3 separate regions of the Homo sapiens genome follow, and regions 2 and 3 are each linked to region 1. The links are chromatin loops, found by intact Hi-C in ENCODE. Cell type or tissue: Panc1. All regions are shown on one strand. Links, peaks and the distances in the headings refer to the core of each region. The heading gives the core; the rest is flanking DNA.

Region 1 (10,975 bases), core at 960-8,959:
CCACAACTCATGTTGAAATTCCCAGTGTGGCAGTATGGAGAGATGGGGCCTTTGAGAGATGATTCATGGATTAATACATTAACAGGTTATCATAGGAGTGGGACTGGTGGCTTTATAAGAAGAGGAAGAGAGACTTGAGCTAGCACACTCAGCTCTCTCTCCATGTGATACCCTGTGCCACCTAAGGACCCTTCAGAGAGTCTTGAACAACAAGAAGGTTCTCACCAGATGCACCCCCTTGACCTTGGACTTCCCAGCCTCCAGAACTGAAGGAAATACATTTAATGTCTTACAAATTAACCAACTCCAGGTATTTTGTTATAAGCAATAGAAAACAGACTAAAACAATATCTTTATTTCATTTTTCTAGTAAGTTATTTTTATAGTATTTTACAAATGTATTAGTCTATAGGTTGCAGTCTTTTAAGAAAAAAATCCATCTCCACACATAATTGGAGAAGCACTAAGTAGGTTTGGGCCTGTGACTCATGGGCTTAGTCCTCACAAAGTTTTTATTAATTAAGACAATCAAGAGTGGACTAGAGCTGACATTTGGGGTACAGCCTTGTCTCTGAACTAAAACTCTAGCTGAGTGGTGCTTCGAAGGATCATCAGGGCCTTGTAAGAATCTCTTTGGACTAAACTGATGGAGGGTTAATGGATTGAGATATTTCTGGAGTGTAATCTTGTTATTTTATGCCGAGGGACTCCTGTTGTACTGGCTCTGAGACCTTATTTCAAACACAATCATTATCCCCATGGTCCCTTGTTGCCTTGTAATTTCACTGAAACATTTTTAGTTTCTTTTGAGAAAGAATAATCATGTATTTTCCCATGTTATTGAAGTCATGGAATAGTTAAAACTGAAAGGCAAGAAGGGGTCATACTGCTGACCTGAAGACCTGGATGAATTGATGCTCCTGTCTCAAGCCACATTGCCATTCTCATTCAAGATGGATTTGAATGTCAAAAGGCTAAGTCAGATTTCCTGATATCTACTGGCTCCAGAAAACTTAGGGATCAAAACATCACTTTCTATACAATAAAATGCATCTCACTTTGTAGAGATCTCACAAGCTTTATCCCCCAGGTAAACTCCCCAAGATCACCTAAAGCCAGGGATTTCCCTGTCTGGTGCCAATTTATCTTTTCACATAAATCAGTAGCAAGTTAGTGCTACAGTTTTCTTCACCTAAGCCCTGCAATCCGTTCCCCTAGGATGGGAGAAAATATCTTCTTCATCAGAAATATCACAAATCCTCAGTGGGACTTTGATGTCTGGTTTCTCCGCAGCTAAGATTCTTTTGGGGTGGTAGCACACAGTGGTGGAGAAGGGCAGAGGCTGATGTCCATTCTTTGCTCTGTTCTAAGCTGTGAGCCCCGAGCAAAATCACATAAGTGGCTCTGTGCCTCAATTTCCTCATGTGCAAAATGGGGGAGCCTAACTCCTGCTATTATGGTAAATAAAAATTAAATTATAAAGCATTTAGAACAGTGCTTGGTGCACAGTAAACATTAGCTGTTATAATTATGTACTTATTTAAAACAGTATAATCTATTTCCAAAAGGTTTTTGGAGGTATGATACGAGCAGAGAAATCACAGCAAATTCTTCCTTTCTCAAAAGAACCAAACTCCCCAAATTTGAGTCTTAGGTTAAAATGACATTAAGACATCATTACTATCTTAAAAGGAGGCTAGAAAAGAAAAGAGAGGCCTGGCTCACGCCTGTAATCCCATCACTTTGGGAGGCTGAGGTGGGAGGACTGCTTGAGCCCAGGAGGTTGAGGCTGCAGTGAGCTATGATCATGCCACTGGATTCCAGCCTGGGTGAGAGAGAGAAACCCTGTCTCAAAATATATATATATTTTTTTTAATGGAAAAATAATGGATAAAATAAGTATTAATATAAATACTGTAAAATGTACTTGCAACAAACTAGAATATTACTTGATTTTGAAACTGAGTACCATAAAATTAAAAATAATGATAGAACTTTAGAAATTTTCAAAGGAGGAAGGAAAAGCAAATCTCAAGTAAATTAAAGTGCTGGTGAGCACGGGTAGGGGCAAGAACTCAATGTGGGGACTGGCTGGGCCCGTCGGTGCCTGATGCAGAGCTCCTCAAATTGCATCGCCCTCTTTAACAAGAGAACTGGTTATTCAATCTGCATTTCCTAAATGAGAACCAGCTACCCCATCTGAATTGCCCAAATTCAATTAAGTCACCTGGCATGCTTCCTGTCAATACCCTCTCTTTTGGCTCACTTTGTCTTTTAACCATTATCGCCTCTGATCATTGTGAAGTTAAGGGCCTCCAAGCTGTCTGTATAAGACCAACAACAGGGGAAAGCTTTTTCCAGCCCCACTGAAATATCAAGGTGAGGCTGCATGGGGCCTAATGACCTCTTGCTGTGAAAATGTCAGGGTAACTCTGAAAACCACTTGTGCCCTACTTTTCCAAGGAGAAGGGCCCCTTTTACACTGTTTTCTATGCTTTAATGGGCTACTTTCAGAATTTAGAGGCAAACAAATGTAATATAAGGCTGATTATCAGTTAAGTGTTAAACTGTGAGTTACAGGAAAAATGGATACATCACAGAAAAACATCCCAAACTTTAGTGGCCTTATCAACCCAGGCTGCTTGTTAAACACCAGATTGCTGCTCTCTGCACCTCCCATTCTGAATCAGGAGGTCTAAAGTAAGACCTCTATTTCTGCACTTTCAAGCATCCAGGTGATTATAATAATAAACTTTGAGAAGTAATGATCCAGAAATATCACACATAGGAGAGAAATGCTAAGAGGAAAGCAACAAGAAACCGGTAAGGGAGTCATCTAAAATTTTCAGGCCATTTCTTAGAATGACAATTACTTGACCCCCAACTGTGTTCTCTACTAGACATGAATTCTCTAAGATCAGGGATGTTCAGAGTTCCTTCCGTGGCCACCCTGGGCTTTGCACCTTGCAGGAAGAGTTCAATTCCTGGGTGGGGAATTAAACTGAACCTAAAGATCGCTTGAACTTTTTCCACAACTAGCCCAGGAGTCAGGACCTAGTTCCTTGTACCATCTGAACTGAGCCACGAATATGCCATCTTGGCTTCCAAGGTTATCCTGCCCATTTTTCTGGACTTCCTAAGATCTTGGATCGTCATATGAGATTGGGCTTCAGCAATCTCTGAACTGCCGTGGAGCAAACCAGATGCAAAGGCTTTGCTTCCGGCAAGGGGAGTCTGTGTCCTGGTGATGACAAACCAAGGAGAAAAGCAATCATGGTGCATGGGAACAACTGAGTGGTTGACTGCTTGCCTTCCCAGCACTTCTTTCCCTGTGTTTTACTGCAACAGCCCTCATTTTTATTTGCAGGTCCACTCCTCCCTAATTTCAGTTCCTATGCATGGTGGGCGCAGCATGTGGTCTGGGCTAAGGCAATTAGCATTTCTCATTCTCTGTCCCGTGACCATGCTGTAGCCAATGGGAGCAGATGTGCTCACAGGAATGCAGGGACAAAGACTCACCTTGAACCGGGAGGCTGTGAGGTTTGCAGCTGTGGTGGCCGTCTTGCTACAGTGAGGAGAGGGCTCCTCTCTGCAAATGGAGCCAATGCAGAAAAAACAAGAGAAGGAAAGGAGGGATGATGGCGGGGGGTAGGAAGAGAGATACAGAGACAGAGTATGGTGGTTGTATTTGAACCCCTGGTTAAATCATGCCTGGGAGTGCCGCACTCCCAAGCTTTTCAGACCCATAAGTCAATCATCTCTTTTTAAACTTGGGTTTGCTTTCCCTAAAACCTTGTGACTGAAAGGCACTTCATCATGTAGTAAGGCTTTTCAAATGAAACGTCCAGCCTCACGAAGAAATGCCTTCTATAAGGGGCTGACACTGAGTCTTCTCAAAAGGCATATGCATTCAGTTTACAAAATCAGAATATGTAATATACCTCATACTTTTCAGTTCTTTCATGTCTTTTCTTACGTCTGGTTCTCCCAATTCCCTGACAGTGCTAGATGCTAAGTAGGCAAATTTCATGACGTAGGGCAAAAATCACGATCCCTATATGATAGATGATGAAATGGAGGCCAAAAGGGGAGAATTAACCCACTTGAGATCGGTCAGTTTGTGAAGGAGCCATGCACCGCACTTCCCAGTGGTGTAGATAAGGGAAAGGAAATATTTGGACGGTGGCGCCCTTCTTACATGGCCTCCATAGCCCTCCTCTCCCTTTGGGTACCATGATGCTTTTCAGCTCACATTGGTACATTGGTAGCTGCAGGGAGAGGCTTCAACATATTTATCAGCGAAAACATCAGCATCCAGGCCCCCATCTCCATTCTCAGTGTCCTCGTCCATCCCACCCCTGCACGCTCTCTCCTTTATCATAACTTGCATGACCTGGACCATCCAGGCATGCTGTGAGCATGGCCCTCCCTTCCTGTGCTAGTGGGAGTTTTCTCCACCACAAGCAGTTTTAGCACAGGCTTGGAGTCAGAAGGACGTGGGTTCACATTGTGACTCCTTTATTATGAATGTGACCATGGGTGAGTGACCACCTCTCTACTGCTTAGATTCCTCACCTATAAAATGGGGGTCATAACAACAAAGACCTTGCAGGGCCTTTGCACATTAATGAGATACATATATAAAAAGCCTTTAGTGTGGGTTTAACTCATGATATACACATTGTTTACAAAGGCTAATATTTAGCCGGGCGTGGTGGCACGCACCTTTAATCCCAGGTACTCAGGAGGCTGAGGCAGGAGAATCGCTTGAACCCGGGAGGCAGAGGTTGCAGTGAGCTGAGATCATGCCACTGCACTCCAGCCTGGGCAACAGAGCGAGATTCCATCTCAAAAAATAAAAGAAGGCTAATATTTATCAAACACGGACTTGGCCAGCTTATTAATGGTCACTAAGCTGTAGCTCTCTCTGTTGATCTGATTCCTATCCATCCTTCAACAGCTACTTCAAATCCCACCTTCCCCTTAACCTGGAATCCTGACAACTCTAGTTCTCTCTCCCTCTTTACTCTGGATTCCACTGCTTTTGATGTCAGAGTCACTCCCTGCTTTGCATTCTTCCTTTATGTTCACCAAGTTAATCTCTCCCACATATTCACAATGACCTATTTCTCCCACCCAGACTATCTATGTGGTCCTATTTTTCTATTCACGCTAATCTCTCTAGCAGTATAGCCTAGTGGTCCAGACCATGAGCTTTAGGGCCAGCCAATCCTGGTTTCAAATCCTAGCTCTTTGCTGTGTCACCTTAAAAATGTACTTAACCTCTGAGTGTCAGTTTCCTCATCTGTAAAATGGTGATGATTCCTGCCTGTCAGGGTTGTTAAGCACACTATAGGAGATACTACATGCAAACTGCTAAGCGTATTTATCACATGCACACAGTAAAGCTCTACCCTTGGTAACATAATGATAGTCTTAGCCACACAAGCATCTAGCTCACTGCCTCGTACCCTATAGGAACCGAATTGATTTAAACCCAGAGGCATTTAGTCCTCTGTGGTTACCTGTACTTTCCCACATTCCCACTCATGGCCACAAGGTGGCAGCCCACCCATTATGGAGGAAGCTTTTATTTCCAGAACGGGAAAGAACGAAATGATTTCTTATGGAATATATAGATGACTTCTTTTTCGGTGTTAGGTAGGTGGGGGGACTGAATATCCTCATAGGCCCCTGGTTCCATTTTCTGTGAGTGCACTACCTGTACACATGGGACCACTGTGTCACAGCTGAAGCAGATCAAACAAGTCAACTGCACATTAAGGTGTTCTCTTCTAGGGAATGTGGCTGGCACCTGTCTCCCCCTTTCTTTCAGCCACACTCCATCAGAAAGCCTGCGGGGTTTAGAAACCTCCCTAGGCTGGGCTTCGCCATCCTGCACCTGTATTAAGGTGTCAGGGAGTCTGGTGAATGGACCATATGTGCACCTATGGTGACCATTTTGTCTGAGACTTTCTGGGTTTTAAAACGGGAAGCCCTGTGTCCTGGAAAATCCTTCCGTGCTAGGCAAACACAGATGGTTGCTCGCTCTAGGGCATCTCTGCTACATCTCCACTGTAACTCCATAGATATGGTTTCCCTTTTTTTCCCATGGAAAAAGAAATTGTGGACATGCAATTTCCCAAAGTCCTACAATTCCATAATTTTATATTTGGAAGGGAACACAGACAACACTCAGATCCTGCATGATGGGGAGAGTAGAATGGTCTTGCCCAGGTCACATGGCTGGGCTGGCAGGGAAGGACCCAGATCCTTGAGTCTAACTCTCAGCTCTTTCCAAGGGCTCCCGACCACTTGGAGCTGCAGGGTATAGAAGGAGGGTGTGTGGCTTCCTGGACGTTCCCTCAAAAGAGCTTCTGGGAAATAGCAAAACAGGGCAGAACTCAGGAAGACTGCGAGATCTAACTTAAAGCAAACTTCCAACCAAATACTTAGGGATGCAATTAACATGCATACGTTATATAAAAGGGTGAATGGGTGGGATTTAAATTTCACCTGGATGGAAAATCTTCACGGATCTCACTTTGGCACACTGGAGGAGAATCAACTAGGAGACCCCCCCCCAGGGGCAGGCAGCACTAGAATTGAGCCTCGAAAGCCTTCCTGGGTTTTGCCTCCAGAGAAAAGAATCAGCATCTCTCTCCTGGGATCTCCTTGGCACACCACTCTCCCCATCTCAGCCAGGCCAGCATTTGTCCTCACTGTTCACTGCAGAAAGTGAAAGTTTCTGGATGTACTTTCATTAACAAATCCTGCTAAAGCAAACTCCTGCTCTCAATGTTATTGGACATTTACATCTTCAGTCTCAACCATGGCACTAAATTAATTTGCCTCAGAGACACACCACTGAATTCAAGTATTTTATTAGAAAGCTACACCAAATACAGGAGCCTTGCAGAACAGAACAGAAAGAATGCCTCTTTTGCAAAGACATGAAAAGCAGGCAAATCCATACAAGACGGAATATGGTAAGCATACATCCTTAGGAAATGATCTTTTGTTTTGTTTTCGGTTAGGAATTCCCACAAAACAAAATTCTTATTAGTAACAAAAAGTTTAAAAAGTTGGTTTCCAAAACAAACTTGACAGGGAAGGAAAGCACCTATGAGAGGAAGGAACCACCCAAGTGATTCTTCTACAAAATAGAAGATGAGCTGCAAACTTAGGCACAGCCACCTGAAATGAATTTGCTGAAAACACAGCAGGAGACTTGCAGCAAACTTTCAGGTGGGATTTGCCACACTTGTCTCGCTCTTTGGGGTAAGGAGGAGAGCCCGAGCAGAGGGAGAATGTGAGGTGACAAGTTCCAGCTAACATCTCTGCATCTAATGTAATTCTGAAAGTTCTAAAGCGCGAACTAGTTGTATCCTAAAAGAGTGAGGCAAATCTGAGTGGTAACCAACATCCACCAGAATGGAAAATGCAGGCACAAACTAGTGCAAAGCAGGGCAAAGACCCAGGAAAGTAATTGGTAGTCACTGTTCCCATAGCCACCCTAAAACGAGAAGATCAGAGAGAATGAACAAGAAACGTAGAAAATCAGCTCAGAGATCTGGATTTTCACCCCAATGATGCCAGAAACCAGGATGGGACCTGAACAAGTTATTCACCCATCTGAAGTTTCATTTCCGTTTTCTGCAAAGTGAAGGGGCCAGGTTGAATGTCCCCTGAGGTCCCTTTTATCTCTAACAGTTCTGTGAATAAATATGTAGTTGGCACATTATAGTCAAGAGGTTAAGCTGAGTAAACAAGAAAGTCCAGGTTCAGCCATCAAAGTTCCACGGCCGCCTATCCTGCTATTCATGTGGGTTCAGGACAGGGCCCTCTTCTCAGGCCAAGCTGGCAGATTCCTAGTTCCATTCCCCTGAAGATGTGAGAGAGGATGGGATTGTCTAATGAACTCACTACAGTCCAACTGAGGCAAGATTTCTACATCAGGGTCCATCAGGATGTCCATCTTGCACCCTTGGCAATTGCAGCCTTGCAAAGCATAGCCACGAGCCACCTTCTCTTCCCACAATCTCTCCTCTCTTCCCTGCATCCCCAGTCAACAAAGGAGAGAGTCACAGAGAAGGGTGAGGGTGGGACAGGGTAAGAAACTCCAGCCCCAGCTCTAAAACCTTTACAGAAAGCCTTTGTTTGAATGCTAAACGTTTGTTTGTTTGAAGTGATTCAGATCCCGTGAGATCTTCTCAATTCTATTTCACTTTCACATGGCGGGCTTCACCTCTCACTCTACCTTTCATGACCACCTCACAGCCTTAAAAGCATTCTCTCAAACTTGATGAGAATAAAAAAATTTAAAACAATTATCTCCCTGCCCCAGCCCAGTGTCAAAACAGCATCATTCTAAAGGGAGAGTGAAGGGGACCCAGAGAGGTTATTTATTTTTGTCCTGTAAATAGAATTATAGGTTGAATAGAGCCTCTACATCAGCCAGGGGTCTTCAAACTCTTTTTAAAAGCAGGGGAACCTTCTGTCGAATGGAGTTGTGTGCAGGTACAGGGACCTCAGGCAGGTCCTGTCCCTCTTGGGTGGGTTAGTAATGTCCCTCAGCTGACTGCTGGGTCAGTCTGCAAGAACACGCTCCAGGGAGGTCTTAGAGAAAAACAAAACCCAATAACATTATGTTGTCCTTGGAGAATGCCACACGACAGCTGCCACGAGTAACAGCAGCTATCATTTATTGCCTGTTTGCCAAGTGCCAGACCCTGCACTAAGTACTTGTTTGCATTTGCTGCTTTCATTGGGCCACTGTCACCTTGTGGGATGGGAATGGTCATCTTCATTCTGTGAAGGGGGAAAGTGAAGGTCAGAAAGGTAAAGGAATTTATCTGACATCACACAGCTAGCAACTGGCACCGCTGGGAGGTGCTCTTATTAGATACTATACTAGAAGCACTTGCTTCCCATCAAGAATATCTAACTATAGTAACTCATAATAGCTAATGTTTTGGGGAGTGGTTATGATGTGCCAAGGACTCTGAACTGGGGGGTTTCATAAAGATTGTCTCTTTTTTTGTCCTTCCAAAAACCTTATCAAGCAAATTGTAGTTGTAATCCCATTTTTGAGCTAAGAACACTGAGGCTCAGAGGCCTCCAAAGGAGGAAGTGGTAGGAATAGAGTCTGAATTGCTCCAAGGCCTCAGCTCTCACCAGCATGGGGCAGTCACCTGCCTGGCTGGGAAGCAGGTGGAGAGCCTACAGCCCCAGGCTTGGGAGGGGACACGGGAGCCCCAGGTGCTGTGTGGGCCACAGCCCTCTAGAAGCTGGGCTGAGTCACAGGCATCACAAACAGTGGCTTCCCATGTTGGCCTCCCCACTGCCCCCACCACCCCCAGCAGCAAACCTGTAGGCAGGAGTGGGGAAATGCCAGCCTGGGGAATGCAGTGCCCTGGGGATCTATCAGGGAGGACGAGGGAAAGCCTCCCCCTTCTCTCAGAGGTTTTGCTCAGGATCCCCAGGAAAATTCTTTCAGTCATTCTGGCTGGCAATTGTTTTCAAAGGCCTACCCCAGAGACTGGAGAGGAGAAAGTGCCTGTCTCAGAATGGCCACCCTGGCTTGTCCATTACCATACAGAAAAACAGCCCAGACTCCACATTCGCCTCTAACCCACACATTTCCCTCTTGACGCCCAATTCCCATCAGTCTCTGACCCAGGAGCCTGGGGTGGGGAGCTGGGGTGGGGGCAACGGCAGACCCTTTCAGGGCCGGAGAGGCCCCCTGACTGGCAGGCACTGATTTTTTAATTTAAAAAGCAAAGTAAACAGCAATATAAAAGGGCCCATATAAGAACTCAGTGTGTAAGTGGGACCTGCCTCAGGCAAATTTTTCTAATTTTCCTGAAAACAAGCATTTTTACCCTTTGGCCCAAAGCCATTGCCTTTGCCATTGGACTTGGCCCCTGCCCCACCCCCTCTCCTGAGCCACCCTTCTGTGTTTGAGAAGCTGCCCCTGGCAGAAAAGAGAATGACCTCCTGCGTTTTAGTCAGACACTTCATACGGGCTGGTGAAGGTTTTTTGAGGTTGCTCACGCTCCCAGCCAAGGAGTCTGTGGAAATCCTTCAAAAAGTACAAGGCAGCCTTATGAATGGGGAGTGAGGAGCTTAATGACAGACGCAAGGACCCTCAACTACATCTGAAGGAGGAGAAAGAATTATGATGACCGAATCCTGTAGAATTCTGCTGAGGTTTACTTTTACTTTATGCGAGGGCTAATTAAGCTGGATTTATAAATAGGTTATTTATTTTTGTCTTGTAAATAGAATTATAGATTGAATAGAGCCTCTACCTCGGCCAAGGGTCTTCAAACTCTTTTTTAAAGCAGGGGAACCTTCTGTTGAATGGAGCTGTGTGCAGAACCACAGCATAAAAATGGAAGCAAAAGTTCTCTGGTCAGGTTGGAAAGGAAGGCCTGGGGTCCTGCTCAGGCCTGGAGGGCACCCATTTCCAGCGGCCATCTGTCCCCCTGCCCCAGTCCCTGATGTGTTCTGTGGAACCTCAGGGTTCCAAGGGACAGAGTCTGAAAGACATTGCTCTAAATGAATCTGTGCTGCATGGAATGTATTTTCCAGTCGCTGCCTCCAGGATTACTGAACATGGAGGGGGCGCTGTGGTCTCAAATCCCAGGTGCATTAGCATTTCCGTTTTCATGTAGGTTGACACAGTGTTCCCTTGTACTAGAAAATGCCAGTGGGTGTTAGCAAAGGCCCTTTACACGCAGAACAATGAGCCCAGAGCGAGGCGCAAGCTTCAAAGCCGTCTCTTCACTGGAAAGGGTGACGCGGCGCAAGATTTACCCCTGAACCTCTCTGGGAGTGTGAGCTTCATGGGCCTCAGTAGGTAGGTGTTTGGGTCGGCTCTTTTCAGTTCCGAAATGAAAATATCCTATGGGCTTATCGGAAGCCTCAGGTCTGACATTTAGAGGTGTGTCTTCCTTCCCAAACTGAAAAC
Region 2 (10,975 bases), core at 1,203-9,202, 560 kb after region 1:
CCTAGTCATTTAATTTAGCCGTCTTGTCTCGGCATTTAAGTTTGCAATTCCTACTCTAATCATATACATGTCCCTGTTTAGAAAATAGATTTTTTTCTACATTAGTGAAATCCTGATTATTGAATAGAATGGTTAGTGAAACGTTTGAAAACCATTGGTATGGAAGATCTCGTATCTGTAAGTCTCACTGCGAAGCTACTGTTCTGGCATTCTGGTTCCTGATTCAGAGGAGCTACACATCTCTGTTGTTTCATCCCACTGCACCCTCAATGCAACATAGAACTACATCAACTATTTTTTTTCTACTTTCAGGTGAGACTGCACCTGTCAGCTCAGAAAAAAAAAAAAAACTATTTAAAGCCCTATAGTTAAGAAAATTCCCCATATATAGTTTATATTTTGTGTCCAGGCATTGTAGATTGTATCTTTCTGGCCAAAGTAGAGAATTGGAAAAATTATTGAACTAGTTTAAGCAAAACACATGTCAGATGACCCAGGTAATTTCCAGAAAAGCCAATGTTTTCTCTGAATTAGAGTACTCGGACAATTGCCTCAACCATGTGTATTAGTTAGGTCATGGAGACTGAAACTGTGTTTTCACAACTAAAATGACTACAGTTGAACCAGCCATGGAGGCCTGTCTCAAAAACAGAATTTTGCTGCATCACTGTGGATCAAACGACCCTTAACACAATCAGTTGTGGGGATAGTAAAGCATATTAATTTCATTGTCCTAAAGCAATTTAACCATATTACATAGATATGACTAACATTAAACTTTTTCTCCCAGTTTCATTTTATAAGATAGCAAAATGACTAATCAACCAATTGTCTAACCCAAATGATAACAACAGCTGACTTGACATTTTTATTTAATTGATGGCAAATCTGCAATTCTTTTAGATAGTTATATTCTAGGTGCTGCAAGCTAAGATTTAGCCTTCTTAATTATTTTTTGCTTTTTTTTTTTATAACCTCACATTTGCCTCCTTCACACACCCTGCTTAGATGACTTTCAAATAAAGCTAAACTCCCCCATTGGATTGCTGTCTATGGGCTCTTGCCCATGTCTTTTCTGTCTGAAAATGAAGTCTCTCTTCTCGCTTACCTTCTGAAAATCTAATATTGACCTTTTTTGTAAGGTGAGGCATCCCCTAATCATACCTGGAATCCTGGCCACCACAATATCATTCACTTCAGAAAATAAATACAAACTAAATATGACTCCAGATTTAAATGCAGAAACTTGAATAAGCACCACAGATTGGAGTATTTGGCTTTATTTCTTGCTGTGAGTCAGAGCCAGGAGGTTCCCATTAAGGTGTATATGAATTATATTACTCCATGCTGAAGTTTGTCTATAACGTAATGTTGTAAGGCAGCCAAGTTCTTCCAGCAATCTCATGGACCAATATTCAAAACATATCAGTATCTCATTAGATCCTTCATTTTACAAAAAAAAAAAAAGCTTTGCATTCTACTTAGCAAGCTATAGTTACATAGATATTTTGTTTTAGGGAAAAGTAAAATCCGTTTTAAATAAGCTTATTACTTCCATTGTATTGGTACCTATCAGGTTGTCACATTCATCTGGAACGAGTTGCCATGAAAAGAGGAAATAAATGCATAGAATTATGGATGGAGTGTACTTTGATATAGTTCAAAGAAATAGGAGGGGCATTTTCAGGGAAAATTTGTTCTACATCCCCATTACTGTCCTAAACCAGCAAAAAATTCCTTAAGCTAAGTCACATGGCAGGACAAAAACTGTTCAAATAAGCTCAAACCATGAGGAAAAAGGGCAACAAGTATTTTCTCTTCAGCTTCAAACTTCTTTCTTTTCTTCTTGCTCCTCTCTTTTAAATGAATCCTTAAGAATTTTAGGCAAATATATATTTTAAAAAGTGCTGAATTCCAAAATATTTAATAATGGAAGAAAAGAGTTGACTGCTAATCCCCTCCCACATCTACTCCTTATTCTTCAAAAGCCACTTCAAATGAGAACTTGTGAAGACAGCCTCATCAGTAAGTCATCTCTCACCCTAGTGAGTCACCACCTTCAGAGGTGGATGACCTGGTAAGATGAAACATACTGAGATTCAAAAGCTCCCATGGACTGATGGTCCCAGCACTATAGCTGGAAGGTCCCTTTTCTTGCCTTTCTTATGCTGGTGTTCTATGCTAAAAAGAGAGTGATTATTTCATCAACTCCAGAAGCGAGACATGAAGAATTAGGGCTGATAGAACTTGGAACTAAGGAATATAATCACGTTTTCTAGGAAGAGGAAAGGAAATAAACACACTGAAAAAGAAACCCAGCACAAAACAAAAAATTAACACGAATGTATTAAACCTTTAAAGAGTGTATTATTGAGAGTCCTTGAAGAAGTAAACCTGTATTCTCCATGGCCATTGAGAAAAATAAAATAAAATGGCATTGACATATACCTGGAGAAGACAAGTTATATATTAAGCAACGGTTCATGATCAGGCAAGCATCTTCTTCCAAATAGGTCTTTAAAATTGAAATAATGATCATTTCTTGCTCTGAGCAAGCCAGTGAATGAAGTCTGTAGCAGAACCAGTGCATCATGTTTTCCTCCTCTTCCAACCTATTTCGTAAACTCTCACTACTAACTGGTGACAAATGGGTTGGTCCTTGTGTGTTTTGCTCCCATCAAATGTTGCCATGCATTTTCTGTTTGCACATGCCTTATGTCTTCTACTAGTTGGAGAGCTTTTGAAGGAAATAACTCTGGTCTTGCTCATCTTTGCAAGAGTATGCTATGGAAACATCGTTATTAAAGTTTCAGTTTATAAAGCAATATAAGGCAAAAGTCTTATCTGGCCAAATCATCCTTGGAAATTTCTTAGAAAGGGGCAATTTGACAACCATGGGTCATTAAGTCCAACATGGCCAGTTTTCTCTCAGTGCTGGAACAGGCCAGTGTATCATTAAATCCTTTATTTTTATGAAGCTTTACATTCTACTGGTTTTGGTTGACAACCAGTTGGCTGGTGAGTAGGCTTATATTGTTTGAAAATATAAATATAAACATGAGTGTTACGAGATGTCTCAACCATGAAAGGTACACAAAGTGTGATACTGGATAAGAAAAGAGAACATTGCTGTCTCTCATCTCATGCTTTTTTTTTTTTCTTTTTCTTTTGAGATGGAGTCTCACTCTGTTGCCCAGGCTGGATACAGTGCAGTGGCGCGATCTTGGCTCACTGCAACTTCCGCCTTCTGGGTTCCAGCAATTCTCCTGCCTGTCTCCCTAGTAGCTGGGACTACAGGTGCATGCCACCACACCTGGCTAATTTTTGTATTTTTAGTAGAGATAGGGTTTCACCATGTTGGCCAGGCTCGTCTCAAACTCCTGACCTCAACTGATCCACCTGCCTCAGCCTCCCAAAGTGCTGAGGTTACAGGCGTGTTCCTGGCCTCTCATCTCATTCTTACTGCAGTCAGGATCCCATCAGGAAAACAGAAACAGAAATCATGCCAAGTGTTTCAAACAGAGGTGATTTAATATAGGAGATCAGTTATACAGAGTCTGGAGGGCTGAAAGAGAAAAAGAAAAAAAAACAAACAAAAAATGGTGTTCAGGTACCTCTGGTATTTGTAGTATAGAAAGCAGCTAGGATTCTTAGGGCTGGAAGATTAAAAAAGAGTAAATAGTGTTACCAGGACACCATTTCTTGGGGGAAGGGTCTCCACAGAGCAGATTTTCCAACCACCAATGTGTCACTGCACAGCTGGCTCAGCAACCTCTGAGGAGATGTCACGTGATTGCTACTTGGACTCCAGTGGTGAGTGCTAAGAGGGAACGTGGCAGTTCCTACTGGTACCTCTGAAGGAGCCACTGTGGAACTAATGCTGGAAATGCTAAAATAAGCTGGAGTCCTACTTGAGTGCTACTGATGGAAGGACTTCGACCAGAACTGAAAACAGAAAGAGCATCCTTCTACCCTCCTATCACCCTCTGATTTCCTGCCAGTGCCTCCAGTCGGCAGAACCTAACCAGAAGCTAGATAGCAAAAAAGTCTGGGAAATGCAGTCTGCAGATTCCTGCCTCCAGTGTCACAGAGCAGAGTATAAAAGCCTGGGCTTAAGGCTGAGAGACAGACAGTAGGTACAATTACTCCGAGGCACAAATTCATTGAGTGAAATAACAGGCAGAATTTCCTACAATATTTATATTATTTTTCTTTCATTTTTTTGCCATAGTTGAATTCCAGTAAGTTAAATGTATGCATGCTATGAATTCACTTTTTCTTGTAATCCCATAGTTCATTAGCCCAATACCCTGCTTATAGCATGTGATTAATGGAGGTATTGAATGGATAAATGAATGCCTTTTTGGCTTTTTGGTGCTAAGGGGATTTTTCTCTGATTATTAGTCCTGTTTAACTGCCATTGAGAAATGAGTCTAGAGAAAATATATAGGAACCTAAGGGTAAACTTTGCTGTAATTCACTGACATTTCAAATGTACCTATCCAAACAGTTCAATTGGTTTCTATCCCCGGCTATCTCCTGTAACTCTCTACCTTCAGTTTACTCTGGAAAATCTCCACTGCAGCTAGCTACACTTGCATAGCCTAAGAGTGACATCCAGTGGCTTATAACTTAACCACTCATTGTAATACATCTGGAAATCTAACCAGCTCTCCATTATCCTTTCAAATAAAAAGGAGGACAATATATAAAACTCTTAACAGAAGATGATACTTAGACAATAGTTCATTAGATTTACTTTGGGAGATTATTAAAATAGATTTGCCTATCTAGTTGTTTGAGATCTCATATTCAAGTTCATTTGTCTTTTTTCCTTTTCTGAGCACATGTCTGTTATAATTCCAGTGATGTCTGCCAATGTCATAGGCTGGTAGATAGAAAAGGAAAGTGGGGATAGATAGGACCAGGACTCAGAGAATTAACTGACTCTAGACCTGGCTTCCAAGACTAGAGGCTCATTACTTTAGGCTACCAATATTGGAAGCCTAAAAGAATGTGGGAAAGTCAGCCTAGATCCAAGCTTGAACTAATATCTAAAGGTTCCCAGTCTGGTCGTAGAGTCTGTCTGTCTAGCATTCCAGGCAGAGACGATCCTTAGCGTTAGGTGGGCTCTTCACTCATGGTCCCACAGGATCAGGCTACTCCAGGAGGATTCCTAGTCAGCAGCTGGAGCAAGGGAGCCTGGGATCAGCAAAATGTCACGGCAGCAATAAGTTGCCGTGTCTCAAGTTCAGGATGGTGCTGTCTCAAGTTCAGGATGGTGCTGTCTCAAGTTCAGGATGGTGCTGCATTCAATAGCAGGAAGCTGAAGGTGATTTTTATATGGAGCTCATGAAGTCAATCTCATTCTAGTATAGACACAGTCTCAAAAAATAAAGCAATTCCATATATGTTTTAAATTCTCCCCTTTCTTTCAATAGAATAGTCGAAGAAACCAATAACTTCATCATAACATCTCACACTTAAATGAACTAGGAATCTCTGTTTAGATGGACCTTAGCCTAAAAAATACTACCAATTCAGAATTCACAGTAGTTTCAATATGTTCTCCTGCTCAAAGGAATTCATCTCAGACAAGCTCCTTCCCCATTTAATAATATTTTCCAGAGGTAACCCAGCAAAAATGTATTTATTTGTAAATATGCAGCAGTGACTTCAAATGAAACCTCATGGTGGCTATAGTTAGAACTATTCAGACATCTCTGTGATTTGGCTAGATTGTACTAAGAGTGACTCATGAATATAATTAATTTACCTTATGATGTCAATAGTGGTAAGAGATGTGTTGTACCTTCCTTCCACTTAATCAAATCCCACAGGGAAGTGAGATATATTTTTCAAACTATGAATTCTGTAAGGAAACAGTTTCCACAAAGTCTACTTGCCCATTACACCAAAGTGATGGGCAGGTTTAGTGTCTCCTATGGAAATTTCCATGCATTTTTAGAACATATGGAAACTGCAAGGCAGAGCTATGAAAATTCAGAGATGCTTACAACATCAAAACATTCTTTTCCTCAGTGAGAATGTGCTGTCATATGACAACGAGCAGGAGGAGGATAGTGAACTTAGCTTTTATCAAGGTACTTATTACTGTGGAAAATAGGAGGTCTCAGGAATCAGGTGTAAATAAGTTCAAAGTACAGACTCAAATGATGTTTTAATTATCAGTAAAAAGGGAAATGTTGGAAACTTAAATAGAAACTAGATGATATACATATTTCACCTTTTCCAATTAATCAATCTAACGACAGCTGGTTGGCCAAGAGAGTATAAGGTAGACTTTTCAACTAAAATAGATACATCTTTGTTAGTATTTTGTCTAGTGTTTTTTCCCCAGAAATGCTTTTGCTAGGACATCATATTTTAATAGAAAACAGATTATGTGTCTCAAATCTAATCAACAAATGCAAGAACTTTCACTTACCCCCTCTAGTTTATTGTCCACGGGCAGCCTGCCTTTGTGCTTTGTTTACTTAACCTTGTGCATTTCCTACCAAAAAGGAGAGCAGAAGAGATGGAATATATCTGGGAAATGCTCCAGAACTCGAAATGCCTGAGTGGCTTATTCTGTGTGATGGCAGACTTGGTGATAACAGAAGATACTATTTTCGGGAGACCCCTCAACATCTCCACTGCTGGTTCACATCTGACTGCAACTCACTTTACTGCACTCACTGCTCACTGGCAGAGCCCCCTTCGGGTGAGAAGACTTGTCCTCATAACCCCCTTGTCTCATGAGCAGGGAAGATTTTCATGGGGGAGACTCACAAGAATCTATAAAGAGGTCAAAGTTATATTGCAGAAATTGACTTTAACTCAGTGATAAGACTTTTGAATTAATTTCCATCTTTGTGGAGGGTGAGAAAGGTCATTAGTTAAATAGGCAATGGAGAGTTAAAATACAGGAAAAAATGTATTTGACTAAGTTGTAGGGTGGATGTAAAAATGAAAGGAGGCTTGTAACTGAATTTCTCTTAAACACCTGATTTAGACATTCTATATCAGTTTGCCTAAAGGACAAAGAACAAAATGCAGTATCAAATATTCATTAAAGATCCAGTAAAGCATAGATTGTTATTGAGGTATAAATAGAAAGAATATTTTCTAGGAAAGCAGAATACAATTCTACCTACAAGCTCAAATTCTGTTTTCTCTGAAAATTATCATGGAGTCAGGGTCTCACAAAAATGGTCCCTTTGTATATCCAGGTGAGGACTCTCAACTGGTTCCCAAGAAAGAGAAGTGTTCATATTAAATAACACTCGGTAACATATCCCCTTTTCACTCCATGCCTAAGGCACCCAGATATGAATTTCTGCTTGCATTTACAGCAAATCAAGATAAAAATACTTCACTGTTCAGATATTTTAGCTGTCTGTACCCAGTTAAGGCACCCATCTAAATGAGGCACTTAATATAGATATGTGTGACCTTGAACAAATGACATCTATGTTGAGTTTCAATATTGCTCAAAAAGTGAATATGTTGCAGTGGAAGGGAAAAACATAGTAAGACTAGTAAAAGCAAAATGAGTAAAGTTTAAAATTTTAGGAAAAAAAGTATAAGTTGATGACATCTTTGAATAAACAAAATAAGATAGAGAAGATGTGTTCATGTTCTTGTGACCACAAGAAAAAGCATAACCAACAGCACTATTAGGATTCAACCAACAAAACCTGAGGAGGTCCCAGTGAGAGAGAACTCTGGTCCCTACTCCCAATCCCCTGGGCAAAAGGACTTCCTAGGCATGCTAATTGCACCATTATAAGACAAGTCAAATACAAACGAAATAAACAGTAATTTGGGTCATAGCAACATCTGGACTAGCAAACTCCTTCTCAGAGACAAATCAGGGGAGGAGTATTGGAGAGTCCGGGAAACAAAGAATGAGATCACGGTATAAAAGATAAACTGGGTTTGAGGGCTCAGGCATTTCTCAAGTCCTGAAGACATACCTGTTATACCATGCTCTGAATTCAGTCATGGTCAAGGTAAATAATTAACCTAATGCAATAGGCCTCCTCTTACCTGAATGATAACACTGTGCAATGCGCATGTCTTTTGACCCAGAGAATGCATTTTTAGGGCTCTATCTTACAGAAATATTTGCAGATGGACACTTGCCATAAACAAAGATTTCCAGTGCAACATTATTTATAATAATCAAATTGGAGTAACTTAAGTATCCAAGAACAAGGGAATATTAAATAAATTATGGTATGTTTATATTAGGAGCAAAGTGGAACGAAGCCTCCAGAATTCGCCTGCTTGGGTTCATAGCTCAGTTCCACTGCTTACTAGCTGTGTGACCTTGGTCAAATTGCTTAGCTTCTCAGTGATTCTGTTTCCCTCAAATGTAAAAAGAAGATGATAAGATTTTCTTCTTTGTAGAGTTTTGCTGTGAAAATTAAATGAGGTACCACTCTTAAAGAGCCAGAACACTGCCTGACATAACAGGTACACAATTCATGTTAGCATGGTTGCTATTTTGAACCTACTATCATGTAGCATTTAAAAAGACTAGGGGTGCTCGCTTTGGCAGCACATATATTAAAACTGAAACAATACAGAGAAGACTAGCATGGTCCCTGCACAAGGATGACATGCAAATTCATGAAGCATTCCATATTTTTACAAGGGAAGTGAAGGACCTCTTCAAGGAAAACTACAAACCACTGCTCAATGAAATCAGAGAGGACACAAACAAGTGGAAAAATATTCCATGCACGTGGATAGAATCAATATCATGAAAATGGCCATACTGCCCAATGTAATTTATAGATTCAATGCTATCCCCATCAAGCTACCATTGACTTTCTTCACAGAATTGGAATAAACTATTTTAAATTTCATATGGAACCAAAAAAAGAGCCCGCATAGCCAAGACAATCCTAAGGAAAAAGAACAAAGCTGAAGGCATTACACTACCTGACTTCAAACTATACTAAGAGGCTACAGTAACCAAAACAGCATGGTACTAGTACAAAAACAGACACATAGTCCAATGGAACAGAATAGATAACTCAGAAATAAGACTGCACATGTACAACCATCTGATCTTCGACAAACCTGACAAAAACAAGCAATGGGGAAAGGATTCCCTATTTAATAAATGGTGCCGGGAGAACTGACTAGCCATATGCAGAAAACTGAAACTGGACCCCTTCCTTACACCTTATACAAAAATTAACTCAAGATGGATTAAAGACTTGAATGTAAAATCCAAAACTATAAAAACCGTAGAAGAAAATCTAGTCAATACCATTCAGGACATAGGCATGGGCAAGGATTTCATGATGAAAACACCAAAAGCAATTGCAACAAAAGGAAAAATTGACAAATGGGATCTAATTAAACTAAAGAGCTTCTGCACAGCAAAAGAAACTATCATCAGGGTGAACAGACAACCTGCAGAATGAGAGAAAAATTTTGCAATCTATTCATCTGACAAAGGTTTGATATTCAGAGTCTACAGGGAACTTAAATTTACAAGAAAAAAAACAACCTCATTAAAAAGTGGGCAAAGGACATGAAAAGACACTTCTCAAAAGACAACATATGCAGCCAACAAACATATGAAAAATAGCTCAACATCACTGATCATTAGAGAAATGTAAATGAAAACCACAATGAGATACCATTTCATGCCAGTCAGAATGGCTATCATTAAAAAGTCAAAAAACAACAGATGCTGGTGAGGTTGTGGAAAAAAAGGAATGCTTTTACACTGTTGGTTCAACCATTGTAGAAGACAGTGTGGCTATTCCTCAAAGATCTAGAGGCAGATATATCATTTGACCCAGCAATCCCATTATGAGGTATATATAGCCAAAGGAATATAAACCATGCTATTATAAAGATACATGCATGCTTATGTTCCTTACAGCACTATTCACAATAGCAAAGACATGGGATCAACCCAAATGTCCATCAATGATAGATTGGATAAAGAAAATATGGCATATATACACCATGGAATACTATGCAGCCATAAAAAGGAATGAGATCATGTCCTTTGCAGGGACATGGATGGAGCTGAAAGCCGTTATCCTCAGCAAACTAACCAAACACCGCATGTTCTCACTTATAAGCAGGGGCTAAATGATGAGAACACATGGACAGGAACATGGGTGGGAACAACACATTGGGGCCTATTGAGGGTGGGGTAAGGGGAAGGAGAGCATTAGGAAGAACAGCTAAGGGATGCTGGGCTTAATACCTAGGTGATGGGTTGATCTGTGCAGCAAACCACCATGGCACACATTTACCTATATAACAAACCTGCACATCCTACACATGTATCCCAGAACTTAAAATAAAAGTTGAAGGGAAAAAAAAAAGACTAGGATCCAACTACAGCTCCTCCCATGGAAAACTTTCTAAAGTATACTGTGAGGTAATAAAATGCTGCAAAACAATACGTAAAGGATGATCCTCTTAATTTTTTGAGTTCATGTAGGCAGATGTGCATCTGTATGTGTACAAATGCATAGAAGAGAGTGTGGAAGCACCAGGCAATAGCAACAATCATCTCTAGAGAAGAGAATGAGTAATCTGATGACCAGAAGACCTGAAAGGAGATCTTCACTTTCTTCCTCTCTGTATTTCTACATTTGGGGAGTTGTTTTACAAACCTACATCTATATGTTTGTAAAACATATGTCTACAGATACACATATCTACAAACATATATCTATATATGTTTGTAACACAACTCATTCATATATATATATATATATATACTTTTAAATATACGTATTTTTGAAAATCAGTAGATAAGTAAAGGATCAACAAGAACAGTGAAAAGAAGTCTGAACACGTGAATGTTTGCAGTGTTTCAAAAATCTGTTTCTAAGGAAAGGAGATGTAGGAATTCTCTGTTTATTAAGGTCAAGGGTCTAATACAAGGACAGGACTACAATGAGTCAGATGAGGTGCTGAGTATGAAAAA
Region 3 (10,975 bases), core at 1,610-9,609, 210 kb after region 1:
GAGCCAGAGAGATGGGGCACACAGCAAGAGGAGACCTGACAAAGTGCAGGTGTGTCCTAGAGAAGGCAAGCGAGACCACTGCATGATTGGAATACCAGCCAACCCTTGCCTGTTCTTGTTCCAGCAAAGTGCCCTTTTAAAATAAATTTATGTATATAGTCTCTGTGTGTGTGTGTGTGTGTGTGTGTGTGTGTGTATAGACATATAGAAATATATATTCCTAATTCAGAACTCATTCGTAAGTGCACACACTGACATGTGTTTCATGTTTCCCAATTTATCCCAGAGCCTATATGCAGTGTTTGGCTGCACAAGTAGGCATTAAATGCAACCACTGGGAATGAGAATGGTGGCCACAACGTTGGAGCCTCCCTGCAATGTTAAAGCCTTCCCAGCCAGGCTGTAAATCTTGCTACCTGACTGCAAAGCCATCCAGGACTGTGTCGCTTCATTCAGAAAGGTGTACCTTAGGCAATTCAGTACACCCCATGAACTGAGTCACTGCCAGCATGATTTCAGGTTCACTGTCGATAATTTAATTAGCACTTGCCTGACATCTACAATACATGAATCACAGTCTCCACCCTCACCTGCAACTCCAGCTCCTGGGCTTCCAAATTCTCCCACTGAATAAATAGAAGTATCTCCAACTCTCCCCTCTCCTCATTTTACCCTGGATCTCTGAAGAGAATAAAGCAAAATTCAACACATTTCTTCCTTTTCCCACAAAATCATAAACCCCCAGACCCAGGGTTCCTAGACTGGCAGCGCTAGGAAGTGGGAAAAAGGCAGGAGCTGCTTCAACCAGCAAGGTGATGAGGTTGCCATGTTCGGTCCAAACCGTTGCCTTCTGAGACCACTGACAGTCTCGTGTGAATAAACCTATCTCAAACCCCACCTCAGGGAATTTACCTGAAGTAAGTTCAGACCCACAATCCATGGAAGCATCGCCTCCCTCCTTGCAAGGCAACGATGGACTACCACACATCACTAGTCCTCACTGGTCATGCAAGCCGCTGATGTCTGAGAGAAGGAGCAAGAAGTCAGGCCTGGAAGTGTTTGTTGGGGGTAGACGTCATGTCAAAGCCCTGCTCCAAGTCTCTATGTCAGGGCCTAACTGCCAAGCTCCACACGGCACGGCGCTCCACAAACCACATCCTCCACATCACCCAAGCCAGGCAAGGCACAAGGTAGAGAACACAAGGCAACTCTACTCACAGTCTGGTGAGCTTCGGCGTGCTCTGGAAAAGCAATTCTGGAAGGACTTGCAGCTTATTCTTGTTCAGGCGCCTAAAGAGGAAAGAGAATGGAAGGATGTCAAGGGGACATTAAACCAGATCAAACGTATTCAGATACCACTTTAATCAATCAGTCAATCAATCAATAGGCATTAAGAGACTCTCTACGTCTTTCAGTATGGGCTGCTCAACACATGTAAGGTATATTCCCTGTTGGCGGGGCTTAGAGTCAGGTTGGGAATGCAAAGCAAAGGTCAGTCAAAAGTAAAAATACAGCACATGCGCTGTGCTGCCACACCTCCATCAGTCTTGGAGAGACATCACTAATGGATCACAATATTCCTTCCCATGGACTCCAGACAAGACTTTTGAACTTTTCTCACCATGAGCTTCGTGTAGCTATTACTGAGTGATGAAACTGGCATGTGAAATACACACCTAAAAACATAAATGGGCCAGGCACGGTGGCTTACGCCTGTAATCCCAGTACTTTGAGAGGCTGAGGCAGGCAGATCATGAGGTCAAGAGATCGAGACCATCATTGGGCAACATGGTGAAACCCCGTTTCTAATAAAAATACAAAAAAATTAGCTGGGCATCGTGCTGCATGCCTGTAGTCCCAGCTACTTGGGAGGCTGAGGCAGGAGAATCGCTTGAACCCAGGAGGCAGAGGTTGCAGTGAGCTGAGATCGTGCCACTGCACTCCAGCCTGGCGACAGAGCAAGACTCTGTCTCAAAAAAAAAAAAAAAAAAAAAAAAAAAAAGAAGAAAAAGAAACCTTAAATGAAATATCAGAGGAAATATTCAGGATCCTAAACAGTGATTGTGGGAGCAGATAGTAGTTGCTTCAGGAACAAAGAAGAGGGCATGGCAGATCACCTTGGACTGAGGAACAAAATGGAATTCTGGCCATCTTGGCTCTGTGGACCAGAGTAGGATTCCATTGTGAGTTTTGTGGGTCCTTGGCAATTTTGCCTTTGTGGGCTGCTTTCTACATCAAATTTTTTTTTAATATTACATTTTATAACTATGTCGGTATAAATGCAAATATATTATTACATAACATTTCTACCCAAAAGTTCATTTTTGTCTTCCAATATTAGAAGAAATTAAAACATTTTCATGGGCCCCTAACAGTATTGTAGACCCTTATCACCATCCCTGGAGGTGGAGAAGTAGGCCCTGGGTCAGGGACCAAGGTCTGGGCATGAGGTATGGCTTGTGGCAAAATCTGCCCAGTAGGGATGGCTCACATTGGATGTTGGCCAACGGAGCCAGTTTCTCTTAAGCATGGTCAATGCTAAACACCCACAGAAAGGCTACCTGAGTTTTTAAGTGACACAGAGCCATCATTATGATCTCCATGAAGGCTGCTTTCTTCGGAGCACTGGGCCAAGAGAGACGCCCTGCTGCATGCTAGCCCCATGCCCCTCTGCCCTAGTGAGTTGACACAGCCTAGCAAGGGAAACAGGAAGCCACCCAAACCATGATTAAAGCATACACCCCACAGTCCCCCAGAATCTTTCAGAGCCAAAGAGCAGTTCATAGCCTGGATGAATTTTTCTACTTAGAGTGAATTGAGTATGGCCTATTACATGATGTAACTATATGATCCCCATCTGAGAGCTAAAGCTAACTAAGGAATAGAAAAGGTGAGCTTCTCCCTAGCTCCTGGCCCCAAAGCCCTGGCCCCCTTCCCCTGCCACCAAGCAGACATGATTTCCTATTTGGGATTTTGCTCCCATTTCCCCCCTTTCTTCCTAGGTCTATGGACAACAACTTTAGAGGGATGAGCGACTAGAAGGAGGTCAAGCAGGACAAAGCATGTGATAGAGAAGCATTGAAGACTTCACATATAATAAGCCCACTGTCAAGAGGGTGCTACTCAGCCTGACAGCCATGCAGCGAGTGGGTAAGCACTGGGCAGGGAAGCCATCCACGAGACTCCTGATGAGGAGGAGGCAAGGAGGAAAGGCTGGAAAGTTGGATAAGATAAGCTCTAATTCCCTGGCCACCACTGGGGCTGACTCTTGTTTTGTTTTGTTTGAGACGGAGTCTCGCTATGTTGCCCAGGCTGGAGTGCAATGGTGCAATCTCGGCTCGCTGCAACCTCCATGTCCCAGGTTCAAGTGATTCCCCCACCTCCGCCTACCGAGTAGCTGAGATTACAGGTACACACCACCATGCCTGGCTAATTTTTGTATTTTTAGTAGAGACGGTTTTCACCATGTTGGCCCGACTGTTCTCAAACTTCTGACCTCAAGTGATCCGCCCACCTCAGCCTCCCAAAGTGCTGGAATTACAGGAGTGAGTCACCGTGCCCGGCTGAGGGAAGCCTGACTCTTACCCCAGTGCTTTTTATTTTTAAAAAATTGCAGTAAAATCACATATCATGAGATTTATCTTCTTAGCAATAAAAAAACTGTACACTAAAAGTGTAGTTAGTTCAGTAGCGTTGAGTATATTCACATCATTGAACAACTAATCTCCAGAACTTTTTCATCTTGCAAAACCGAAATTCTGTCCCTGTTGAACAACAACTCCCCATCCCTCCTTCTCCCAGCCCCTGGCAATCACCGTTCCACTGTCTGTCTCTGATTTTGCCTGGTGCTCTTTGACCACTGCCAGTATCTGCTTTTTGTGTGTTCCCATCACTAAAGTAGAAAAAAAAAAAGAGGGGGACTCCAGGAAGAGGAGGATGAGGCAACATCTATTTTTATGTTTTGAGTAGTTCCCATGTACTCAGCGATAACAGGTGGAAGCCGTTGGAACTGGAGAAGGCTTGATGTGATGTATGTGGGATTCACCGGGGCTGGGCACAGGTCTGGCTATATTGTGCTCTTGCTGTGGGATCTGAAGCAAGCTATCTAGCCCTTTGGACCTCAGTTTCAGATCTGCAAAATGGGTTACAGTGAGTCTTAAATGACACAGTGTCTACGCAAGCGTTCAGCACTGCAATAAGAGCATGACAACAGTGATGATAATGGTATGGATTGAGTTCTACATGCATGTCAAACGCCATGCCACGTGCTACACAGGCAGGATCATAACTGCAGCAGTGCTCATGGTAGGTGTCATTATTAATCCTGTCTCATACAGAATGAACCTGAAGCCTGGGGAGGTCAAGCCATCCCCAAGGCCACAATGTCAGGAAGTGGTAGTGGCAGGATTTGCACCCAGTCGGTCAGACTCCAGAGCTCTAGTTCTGAACCACCATGCTACTCAAAGCCTTTCAATAAACAACAGCTCCCTCTCCCTTTCCCTTTCTTAATTTTTCTGTTTCTTTTCATCCAGAGTTGCCACTTCCTCCAACCCATCCAAGGCAATGAACCACCCTGTGTACATTGCCTTCCCTGGAAAGGAACTCTCTTGGAGGTCCCTAAGGCAAGAACTGAGTCTCTATGTGGGTCTGTCTGGAACCACCCTCTATTGTCACAACTGTACAAAGTCTTTTAAGAGTTATATTCAGAGAACCAACACTCCATTCCAGGCAAAAATCCTAAAACCCAGCTTGCTGCTGTCTTCAGTGAGTAGGGTGTTCGGTTTGCTGAAAACCCTAAACCAGAGTTGAAGCTAAAAATAAAACCAGCTTGGCTCCAAGGCTCCTGGAAGGGAAGGAATCATTTTCAGTTTTTTGCCGGTATTTGTGGCTGGACAAAAATAAAAATATAACTAAATTTAGCCAATTGTGTGCTGCCCACTGCTTCATAAACCCTGAATGAGGATTCTGGGACAGATGGGTGGGGCTCTGCTCCCAAAAGCCTTGGGACCTTTCCACTTAAGCTCGAGCAGGTCGCCTGCTGGTTCTCAATATCAGAAGGAGCTAGATACTGTATTTCCAGGTAACTCCAGGATTTACTCATATTTACTGAGTAAATATGGGCCTGGAAAGTCTTCCTTGAAAAGATGATGAAGGCTCCAAGCTGCATAAGGTACACTTCCCATGTGGCTTCTGTGAAAGCAGCCCCTCAACAGGAAAATGAACAGAATGAGACATGCTGTTCTCCTGATAAACAGGTAAGTGCCGGGTGCAGACAGTGGCTATTGGCCATGGTACACTCATGCCATCTGCTGTTCTGTTACTCTGGGTCCAGAGGTGGAGATCTCCTGCCATAGTTCAAGCTGGAAGTAAATCCATGATTACTGAATGGAGAACAGGACTGAATGGAACTCATATGAGGACAGAACTGAGGAAGTCAGCAAATGAGATGTGGGCCAGGGCAATGACAGGATAAGGCCTTCCTAGGTATTCCCTCTCCCACTAAGATCAAAACTCCTCAGCTTTCCTGATGCAACAATGGGGAGCATAAAGGTAAAAAAAAAACCAACTGGCTGCTGAGTTGCAAAGCCATACTGCTTTTCAGCCTGAATTGAGAAGCACTAAGAAATAGGCCCTTGTCTTTGTGGAACCACTAAAGGCCTTTCTAGATGTACCTGGGTGTAAGATATAAATAGAAGTTTTTGCCACTTCATCGAACCCATCCATGTATCCATTCAACCATTCATCCATCCAACTGTTCATTTATCTGTACATCCAACCACCATCCATCTATGCATCAACCAACCCATCTACCCAAGCATTCACTCATCCGTCCAACCACCATTTACCCATCCATCCATTCTTTCATTTCTCCAGTTTTTCAATATGAACATACAAAAATGAATAAGATACAGCCCCTTCTTTTAAAAATGTCATATGCTAGTGAAGAAGACAGACCTGAAAACAAAAAATTGCCATGTTCTTGAAAGCGAAGGTGTCGTGGGAACACAATGGAGCAGCAGCTAACCCAGTCCTTGTTAAAAGAAGGCTTCCCAAGGAAGATGGTTTTGAGTTTAGTTTTAAAGGATGACTAGAACTCTTTAGGAGACAGAGGTGGAGACTTCTAGACTGAGAGAGCAGTATGTGCTCTGTACTCCATGGAGGGCCAGGAGACAGGAGCATTTGGGAAGCAGGCTTGCACTGCTAGAACACAGAGGTGACCTGCGAACACAAGTGATGAAGGTGTACAACTAGGCAGCAGTCATACCACAAAGGGCCTTTTTATCCATAATAAAGAATTTGGGTTTGGCTTTTTACAGATAGTAAGAGGGAGCCAGAGAAAGGGTTTGAGCAAGGGAGTGATAATCTGGTTTGAATTTTAAAAAGTTCTCCTGGCCGGGCGTGGTGGCTCATGCCTGTAATCCCAGCACTTTGGGAGGCCAAGGTGGGCAGATCACGAGGTCAGGAGCTCGAGACCAGCCTGGCCAACATGGTGAAACCCCGTCTCTACTAAAAATATAAAAATTAGCTTGGCATGGGGATGCACATCTGTAATCCCCGCTACTCGGGAGGCTTAGGCAGGAGAATCACTTGAACCCAGGAGGCAGAGGTTGTGGTGAGCTGAGATCACACCACTGCAAGCCAGCCTGGGCAACAGAGCAAGACTCCAACTCAAAAAACAAACAAACAAACTATACACACACACACACACACACACATATGTGTGTATATTTATATATATATATATAAATACACACACACACACACACACATACATACATATACACATGTCTCCTGAGTAGCAGTAAGCCCAGTTTGGAGGAGGTTGAAATCGGAAGCAGGAAAACCAGTTAAAAGTGTTCTTGGGTAACTAGTGTCTCTGCATGAAGACCTAATTAAGGATAACAGTGCAGCTGAAGTGTAGGAGAGAGAGGTGAGGTATAATCGGCTGGGTTTTGTGACAGGATGTACGTGAGGATTGGTCTCTGCGTGAAGACCTGGTTAAGGATAACAGTGTGGCTGAAGTGTAGGAGAGAGAAGTGAGGTATAATCGGCTGGGTTTTGTGACAGGATGTACGTGAGGATTCAGGGAGTTACAGGAGTGCGGGTATGAAAAGTCGCTCCAGGTGGGGTAACTGATCAGTCAAATTACCAATCCCTAATGAGAGGAATAGAGAAGGGAGGAACACTGTGCGGAAGGTGGTGTGTTTAGATTCAGGATTTCTGCAATGCTGAAATCTCTCAAATATGTTTTGACAGCTAATAGCAGTAGTTAGTAATAATACTAAAACCATGAGCCAGGCATTGTACTGAGCACTTTACATGCACTACCTCATTTAATCTCCATGGAAACGTTTGGAGGCCAGTGCTCTTAGCATCCCTATATTTAGGAAATACTGGCCTAAGAAGGTTAAGAACTTGCCCAAAGTCAAGCTTGACCAACGTGATAGTTGGTGGGACTTGAACCCAGGTGCCTGCTGCTAAGCCTGTGCTCTTACCTACTATGTGTAGTGAGAATTCTTAATTTAGCCCTTCATTATAAACTGTCTTATCATCTAAGTTTCAAGGACTAAGGGTGGGAAATACAACTAAAAAGTCCTTTGCGTCCCAACAGTAGCCAACACAGCATCAGGCACACAAAGAACCTTCCAGAAGGGCCTGCTGAATTTCATGAATAAATCAAAAGGTAGGAAAGGCCAGCTAGGGGAGCCTGATGAATCAATAGCCCTGCTGATCCGGGAAGTCACACTGTGTGAGGGTAAACAGGGCTCCCAGAGGGCCTGCCTACCTGAGTCTGTCTTCATCATTCAGAAACTTCTTAGAGACTCAGCTTTCAGAGGTATCAACCTCACTGACAAGCAAGGTGAGCAGGGCGAAGGGGTCACTACTTCCCCTCCCTCAGGAAAGGGAAGGGGTGAGGGGCCACTAGGGCCTGGGCATGGCCCACTGCACATCAAATCCCCTCCTTTCCTCAGGGAGCTGTGGGCTGTCAGCTGCCCAATCAGGCCCGAGGGAGGAAGAAAGTCAAAGTGTGCTAACCCCTACAGGTCACCAGGACTGCTTGCTTTAGTAATGAACTCAATTGTTTCCCCTTCCCCAGGCAGCTTCTTAGGCAGCCTGAATTCTTTCTCCGTCTACTGGTACTTTCAGAAACACTCACATGTCTCAACAACAAGAACCCAAGCAGCTTTGTTATCTAGTGCAAAAGCTCCAAGTCACCCCCAATGGAGAGAGGGAGAGGGACAATGCTTCCTGCCAGCTGCTGCTCCAGGCCAGCAAGCGCCAGGGATGATGACTACAGACTCCGGGCAAGGGCAGAACCAAACTTCACAGGCCTCAAACATCAGTTCAGAGATGACATCATCAACTATGAAGATGTACAGATGTCACTATAAATCGGGGGCAAAAAACTTGAACTCTGGAGAGTCAAAAGAGTAGAGATCCTTGATCTGGGGCTGTTCCCACTAGTTGTTTACTGTAGTCACTGAAGGCCTCTTACTTCCTTGGTTTCCTCACCTGTCTAACAGCCAATTCAGGCTTTTTTTTTCCTGCTATGCAAATTTTCATAATGCAAACTGGATGTAATCTGAGCAATTCAGCAAGGAAGCTAATTTGTGATGGTTGTTGGTTTATACCAGTGTCATGATCAGGAATGGTCCCCATATGTGGGGCAGGAAAGTCTAATGGCTTACAGACTCAATACCCAGGGCCATTTTAGTTGAATGATGCTATTCTTTGCCTTTGAGGCTTCCCTTTTTTGGAGGGACAAGCAGCTTCATTGAGATATAATGGAGCTTCCTTATAGTAAGTGTGGACCAACCCACAATTTATTTTGATGGCTTAGCTGCAAGTTGACCTGAGATTTGTCTTCCATGGTATTCAGTATTTGATCAATGACATTTAGGCTGGCTTACATCAGTTTTGAAATCAGTTATTTTTTAGTTTGTAAGTTCTGAAAGTCCTAATAGCAATTAAAAACCCCTTTATTTTTGACATTTCTATAGGAGAAAGAAGTTTGTGGTCATACTTTAAAATTCTGATCCCTAAGCAGTTTTTTTTACCCTCACTGAAGATGTTTGCAAGAACCCTTTTAAAAAATAACCTAAAGATTATTTTAGGAACACAATTATTATGTAATAGCAAAACATGTACCTCATGGGATATCTGAGAGGGCTGAATGGTTTAACATCTGTAAAGGGCTTTGCAATGTTTCTCAAGGGCTCAATAAGTGGTAGCTGTTACAGCTACTGTTATTATCAGTATAATTGTCCCTAGATGTCCCAAGAGGTTGGAAATTCAGGAGATTTATTTCTCCTTCATAGATGACTATATCAGTCAGCAAGGCAATAACAAATGAACTCCAAAATCTCAGTGGGTTAACACAATAAACACTTATTCCACACTCACATAAAGGGTTTGTTCCATATGGTATGATACCTTAGAGAACATGTGGCCTCCAAGGCTGCTGTGCCAGGGGAAGAGAAGGAAGGAGGAAGTACATCAGCTCTTAACTCCCTTGACCCAGCAGTGACTCATACCACTTCTCACATGATTGGCCAGAACTAGTCACATGGCACAAACCTAGCTGCAAAGGAAGCTGGGAAATCTACAGGAACACTTGGATATTTTGTTGAGGACTATCTTAACCACCAGTATGCCTTAAGCATCAAAACAGCACAGATCTCTTTGTCAGCCAGGTGCAGTGTCTCATGCCTACAGTCCTGGCACTTTGGGAGGCCAAAGCAGGAGGATTGCTTGAGTCCAGAAGTTTGAGAGCAGCCTGGGAAATATAGTGAAACCTCATCTCTACAAAAAATCCAAAGAATTAGCTGAGCATGGTGCCACACACCTATAGTCACAGCTACTCAGGAGGCTGGGTGGGAGGATTGCTTAAGCTTGGGAGGTGGAGGTTGCAGTGAGCCAAGATCATCCCACTGCACTCCAGCCTATGCAACAGAACAAGAGCCTATTTCAAAAATAAATAAATAAAATAAAATAAAATAAAAATCTCTGTCCTTGTCCATCTATCCATCCTTCCTTCCTTTTTTATGTTCACATAGGGCACTTACTACTATGAGCTAAGTGTTGTGTTAGGTGTTTTATCTGTATTATCTCACTTCGTCCTTAAAGAAACTCTTGAAGCAGACACTGTTACAGTCATTAAGATAAGGAAACTGAGGCACAGCAAGGTTATGTAGCTTTTCCAAAACCACACAGCCCAAACTTAAGGCTTGAACAGAGGTCTCTTGGACACTAAAACCTGTGATTTTAACCCCCTTGCCATTCTGCTTCTCTAACTTTTTGGAGCCTTGGTTGACAGAAGGATGCCCAATAATCCCAGCAGGGAGGATAGAAACAAGGAATATTTGCCGGCCATGCCTCTCTGGTTTCAGAAGAAGGCTATGAGAGTCTCAGGAAATCCTTGCCCTATTTATGTGGTTATAGAGAACTCTGGGAGCTTGGTCAGGATCACATCCTACTGAGATCCAGCTCAGGACTCAAGTATGAAAAGAAAACAAGCACAAAGCCCCCCCACCCCACCCCTGCCCGCAACACACACATACCAAACAATCTCTTTTGACCTTTCCTGTACCTCACATTGGATTACTTTTTCTCCAATGACATGGCTGTTAGGGAAATGTAGAGTACATAATGGCCTGAGCCTGCCTTGCCTCTGACCCCTGCCCTGGCTACTCCCATATGCCCCTGATGCCCACAAATGCCCCTGCATCCAGAAGATCTTGATTTCAGGAGAAACGAAGGGGGTGAGGGAGAAGATGGACAAGAGTCCTGTCTACACAGAGGTGGAAAATCACTGGTTCTGCAGAGAATGGGCCAAAAGGCACTGTGAGTCCTCTAGTTCCAGGATGGCTGACTCACAGGCCTAAGTAAATTTTGCCCAGAACAATGCAGGGGAACCCCAGAGGCCGTAGCCAATAGGTTGCTTTATCTAGGACTAAAGTCAAGGGCATGGGTC

Evidence for each region. A loop is a pair of places that touch in the nucleus more often than their neighbours do. Peaks named below come from ENCODE experiments on the same cell type or tissue, not always from the same donor. Only the 100,000 strongest peaks of a DNase experiment are listed, where the experiment ranks them.
Region 2: a loop joins it to region 1, with 7 times the contacts of the local background. A loop is called at or near these places in 48 of 110 quality-filtered maps.
Region 3: it touches region 1 in a loop (13-fold over the local background); 44 of 110 quality-filtered maps call a loop at or near these places.

What each region holds. Positions count from the first base shown.
Region 1 is chr5:168,982,198-168,993,172 of GRCh38, forward strand. All of the region lies in intron 4 of SLIT3 (slit guidance ligand 3), which reads right to left. LOC124901130 (a long non-coding RNA gene) reads left to right here and starts at 10,779. Exons shown (of 2, transcript XR_007059042.1): 1 at 10,779-10,864. RefSeq lists an enhancer at 2,048-2,629. In Panc1, for the core only: CTCF peaks have their summits at 5,556 (motif pointing right) and 5,786; a DNase peak (open chromatin) is centred at 5,554; H3K4me3 peaks cover 210 bases; H3K27ac peaks cover 2,047 bases.
Region 2 is chr5:169,543,899-169,554,873 of GRCh38, forward strand. All of the region lies in intron 2 of LOC105377714 (a long non-coding RNA gene), which reads right to left. All of the region lies in intron 3 of LOC105377715 (a long non-coding RNA gene), which reads left to right. It also overlaps the pseudogene RNU6-477P. Among named protein-coding and RNA genes, the nearest start is that of SPDL1, 34 kb to the right of the region's middle. In Panc1, for the core only: CTCF peaks have their summits at 4,617 (motif pointing left) and 4,829; a DNase peak (open chromatin) is centred at 4,573; H3K27ac peaks cover 3,574 bases.
Region 3 is chr5:169,192,261-169,203,235 of GRCh38, forward strand. SLIT3 (slit guidance ligand 3) reads right to left here. Exons shown (of 36, transcript NM_003062.4): 4 at 1,219-1,290. Among named protein-coding and RNA genes, the nearest start is that of MIR585, 66 kb to the right of the region's middle. In Panc1, for the core only: CTCF peaks have their summits at 5,277 and 5,484; a DNase peak (open chromatin) is centred at 5,360.